2 separate regions of the Homo sapiens genome follow, and region 2 is linked to region 1. Evidence: read pairs that join two places in POLR2A ChIA-PET (ENCODE). Cell type or tissue: GM12878. All regions are shown on one strand. Region 1 overlaps LINC03046 (long intergenic non-protein coding RNA 3046). Region 2 overlaps FBXW4 (F-box and WD repeat domain containing 4).

Region 1 (2,500 bases):
ACTTCCCCTTACTGTGGACTAAGCCCTGGTATTTTCTATTCTACTCAATTTATTTTATTAAAACATTTTTTAGAGCCTGGCGCCATGGCTCACACCTGTAATCCCAGCACTCTGGGAGGCTGAGGAGGGCAGATCACCTAAGGTCAGGAGTTCGGACCAGCCTGGCCAACATGGTGAAACCCTGTCCCTACTAAAAATACAAAAATTAGCCGGGCTTGGTGGCAGGAATCTGTAATCCCAGCTTCCGGAAGGCTGAGGCAGGAGAATCGCTTGAACCCAGGAGGTGGAGGTTGCAGTGAGCCGAGATTGAGCCGCTGCACTCCAGCCTGGGCAACAGAGCAAGACTCCATCTCGAAAAAATTTTTTTTTTAGTTCCAATCTATTTCATTGATTTCATGACCCACTAACATCTATGGAAGCTTAGCCAATGTGACTTGTTCAAGGTCCCATAACTAGTAGAGTGGTGGAAGCCAGTATTCTCCTGCCTATTACATTCTGGTGGGTTTCTTGCCCTAAGGCAAAACTAAAAGTTTTGTGTCAGTTTTGATAACAAAGGAAAAAATTCATTCTTTTACTTCTCAGTCACAGTTCAGGCAAGGCTGGTCTCACCATCTGCAGGCATTTCAATTAGGTTCATCGAGGTACTTCAGCTTTCTGCAATGTAGCTATCCAGAAGGTTCCTCCTAGAAGCTCCAAAGGGAAAGCTTTAGTCCTAATGGGTGGCACACCCAGACTTGCTGGAATTCTCATCCGAATTACACAAAACATTAACATATGGACAAAGGCACACTGCATATTAAATGATTTACTGGGGTCAAAGATCAAGTCAATGGCAGGCTTAACGTTAACCTGCCGCACGCAGATCCTCAGAGTCTGCTGGGCTAAGACACAGGGAAGCCTTGGCTAGGCTGGGCCCAGCAGCCCGGACCTGGTCAGTCATCAGCAAGTTAATCTACAACGGCACCTTCTTTTCCTACCAGAGGGAGGTTTGACTTGAACTTTTGGAAGACCTGCCTATTTGGAATCCAGATTCCTCTGCTTCAGAGGCTAATTTAGCTGGTGTTGGATGCAGAAGCCTAGAGAAAGCCGAAACTTATTTGTTCTTTTATTCCTGGATTTATAATTTGACCTAATATACTGTACGTCTGTACATATGTTGATCTCAGAAAATGTTTGAGCTTGCCTGCTGCTCAGGCCACGTTGGCAGACAGCTGTTAAAGCCATCAGCAATGTTTGCTTCCAGTTACAAAAGAAAACATTCTCTATTTGGGGCTATGTTGTTGTTTTCTTCTTTCCTGATTTAAAAGGGGAAGTATGTTTCCCAGTAGAGATGTGGGGCTGCCCCCATCCCCTTCTAGGGTTAAGAATGACTAAGAAAACTTTTCAGCACACCTGGCTCATCATCTTTCTAATATTCATACTCTTTTTCTCTCCCTGTGGAAGTATCCTCAGGGGCTTTGGTTTGAAATTATTTGAGCAACTGAGCAGGTTTCTCTCCTTTCCCTGGGGACACCAGTTTATGGTTCAACATCTCCCTCAAACACTGGTGTGTTTTTAGCTAAGAAAGACTCAGGTTTTGTCCCATTATCAGGTGCACTGACAAAATAACTGCTGATGGGAGTAAGAAAACACGAGTAATTCTAACTCCTGCCCAGAACCTTTGAAGGAATGCACAAACTCTGACCTTGCTTTGGTGCTTTGGAGAGACCATCTGGGGAAAACTTCATTTCCAAAAACATATATGAATTTGAGAGTTCCTCTGGCTGAGATGGAGGAAAAGCCATATGGTAAATGGCGGGGTGGGGGAGGGTCACATATGCAAATATTTGTTTCAGAGAAAACAACTCAAATCAGAGTTGTCCATGATACGTCCACCCTTGAATGCCTGACCTGTGCACTGGGGAGGAGGAGGGAAGGAGTAGAGATAAAGGGGAATGAAGAACAGAGAAGCCAGACAATGGCCGGGAAACAGGCCACAAAGGCAGGACACTTGCTGTAGGCTGGAGGTACTGTTGGAAATGTCAGACCGAAGTTCAGGAACCAGCTGGAAGCAAAAGAGGCAGGAAGGTTTGAAAATGAGGAATGGAAGTCTCTGAGGAAAATTTGGCTGCCTAAATGAAAGAGGCTTGGAGAAAAAAAAATGTCAACAAATAGTACCTCAGAGGAATCCAGTGACTATTAGGACCGCTCAAAAATCCATTTTGACTCAAAATTGAAGATGAGATCTGGGCTACTACATGGAAAGGTCTCAACAACCCCAGGATTTCTGGTTAAAGGGCACAGTCAAGTTGAAACTGCAAATCACCAAGCTAAGGTGTTCACTTGAACCACATGACGCCAAGAAATAAGGCTTATAAATGTTATCTTTTTTTTTTTAAATTTCAAATCCCAGCCAGGCACAGTGGCTCACACCTCTAATTCCACTTTGGGAGGCCAAAACAGGAGGAATCCCTTGAGCTCAGGTGTTCAAGACCAGCCTGGGCAACATAACAAGACCCCA
Region 2 (2,500 bases), 89 kb after region 1:
TTTTGAAAAATTTTGCCACTCTGATAGGTAAAAAATGATATTTAATTTGGGGAGTGAGTATAAAATAGTGATTACGGGGTCGACTTTGCAGACCACACGGCTGGGGTCAAATCATCAGTCCCTTTCCTACTAGCTGTGTAATGTTGGTGAGTTACCTCTCTATTCCTCATCTTCCTTATCTCTAAAAGGAGGAGGGTAATTTTGGCTATACAAACCTCATAGTGACCTTTTTTTTTTTTTTTTTTTTTTTGAGACAGGATCTTGCTTTGTCACCCAGGCTGGAGTACAGTGCCATGATCTTGGCTCACTGCAACCTCTGCCTCCCACAATTCTCATGCCTCAGCTTCCCAAGTAGATGGGATTACAGGCATGCACCACCACACCTGGCTAATTTTTGTATTTTTAGTAGAGATGGGGTTTCACCATGTTGGCCACACTGGTCTTGAACTCCTAGCCTCAAGTGATCTGCCCGCCTTGGTCTCCCAAAGTGCTGGGATTACAGGCATGAGCCACTATGCCTGGCTCATGGTGGCTTTTTTTTTTTTTTTTTTTTTTTTTGAGACGGAGTCTCACTCTGTCGCCCAGGCTGGAGTGCAGTGGCACGATCTCGGCTCACTGCAAGCTCCGCCTCCCAGGTTCACACCATTCTCCTGCCTCAGCCTCCCAAGTAGCTGGGACTACAGGTGCCCACCACCACGCCCAGCTAATTTTTTTTTTTTTTTGTATTTTTAGTAGAGATGGGGTTTCACCATGTTAGCCAGGATGGTCTTGATCTCCTGACCTCGTGATCCGCCCGCCTCAGCCTCCCAAAGTGCTGGGATTGCAAATGTGAGCCACCGTGCCCGGCCCATGGTGGCTTTTTAAAAATGTTTTTATAACGGAAATTTTCAAAATATACAAAAGTAGAATAATTACCAACTCTTGGCTAACCTTGCTCCATTAATCCCTACACACTTTCCCGTCCCATATTATTTTGAAGCAAATATCAGACATACAATTTCATCTATAAATATTTCAGTCTGTACTCTAAAAGATAGTGATACTTTTTAAATGTAATCCTGGGCTGGGTGCAGTGGCTCATGCCTGTAATCCCAGCACTTTGGGAGGCCGAAGCAGGTGGATCACCTGAGGTCAGGAGTTCGGGACCAGCCTGACCAACATGGTGAAACCCCGTCTCTACTAAAAACACAAAAAATTAGCCAGGTGTGGTGGCAGGCACCTGTAATCCCAGCTACTCAGGAGGCTGGGGCAGAAGAATTGCTTGATTCCGGGAGGCAGAGGTTGCAGAGAGCCGAGATTGCACCATTACACTCCAGCCTGGGCAACAAGAGCGAGACTCCATCTTTAAAAAAAAAAAAAAAGATAGTAATCATAATACCATTATCATACCTAGAAAAATATTATCAAATATGTAGGAATGTCTTGAGGGTTAAGTGAACTAATTGATAGAAAGTGCTTAGAACAGCACTTGGGCACACATTAAATACTATGTGTGTTTGTAATTATCTTTGTTTTTTCTCTAATTTGCAATTCTTTTTTGTTTTTTTTTTTTCCGTTGTTTTGTTTTGTTTTTGTTTTTTGGTTCTTTTTTTGAGATGGAGTCTTGCTCTCTCACCCAGGCTGGAGTGCAGTGGCTCAATCTCAATCTTGGCTCACCACAACCTTTGCCTCCTGGGTTCAAGCAATTCTCCTGTCTCAGCCTCCTGAGTAGTTAGGTGGTGCACGCCACCACCCCCAGCTAATTTTCTTTTTTTGTATTTTTAGCAGAGATGGGGTTTCACCATGTTGGCCAGGCTGGTCTCGAACTCCTGACCTCAACTGATCCGCCCACCTCAGCCTCCCAAAATGCTGGGATTACAGGTGTGAACCACCACGCCTGGCCTAATTTGCAATTCTTACTAGAGGCTTAACATTATTTCATATGTATTTGGCCATGTATATTTTTTCATAAATTACTTGTTCAAGTTTTCACTCATTTATCTACCTTTTTGCCTGTGATTTATAAGATCGCTCTTCCCTCCGCCCGCCCCCCCAGGGTAGGGAGGAAGTGGGCTCCAAGGCAGGATGCTGGAGGGGTGCCCCTCCATCTCTCTTTTTTTTTTTTTTTCTGAGACCGGGTCTTGCTCTGTTGCCCAGGTTGGAGTACAGTGGTGTAATCATAACTCACTGCAGCCTTGACCTCCTGGGCTCAAGGGATCAGATCCTCCCACCTCACCCTCCTGTGTAATTGGAACTAAAGGTGCATGCCACCACACTCAGCTAATTTTTTTCATATTTTGTAAAGACAGGGTCTTACTTTGTTGCCCAGGCTTGTCTTGAACTCCTGGGCTCAAGCAATCTGCCTGCCTTGGCCTCCCAAAATGCTGAGATTACAGGCATGAGCCACCACTTCTGGCCTCCCATCACCTCTTTTAATATTCTCAGTATTAATCTTTTGACTATATATCAGCAGTCCCCAACATATTTGGCACCAGGGACTGGTTTCATGGAAGACAGTTTT

What was found. Peaks named below come from ENCODE experiments on the same cell type or tissue, not always from the same donor. Only the 100,000 strongest peaks of a DNase experiment are listed, where the experiment ranks them.
Region 2: POLR2A ChIA-PET joins it to region 1 with 6 read pairs; 7 of 35 experiments call an interaction of 5 or more read pairs at or near these places.

What each region holds. Positions count from the first base shown.
Region 1 is chr10:101,724,410-101,726,909 of GRCh38, reverse strand. All of the region lies in intron 1 of LINC03046 (long intergenic non-protein coding RNA 3046), which reads left to right. Among named protein-coding and RNA genes, the nearest start is that of LINC03046, 4.5 kb to the left of the region's middle. In GM12878, no CTCF peak of the experiment used is centred here; a DNase peak (open chromatin) is centred at 1,392; H3K27ac peaks cover 612 bases.
Region 2 is chr10:101,635,450-101,637,949 of GRCh38, reverse strand. The region is part of intron 5 of FBXW4 (F-box and WD repeat domain containing 4); the gene reads left to right. Among named protein-coding and RNA genes, the nearest start is that of MIR3158-2, 35 kb to the right of the region's middle. In GM12878, no CTCF peak of the experiment used is centred here; no DNase peak of the experiment used is centred here.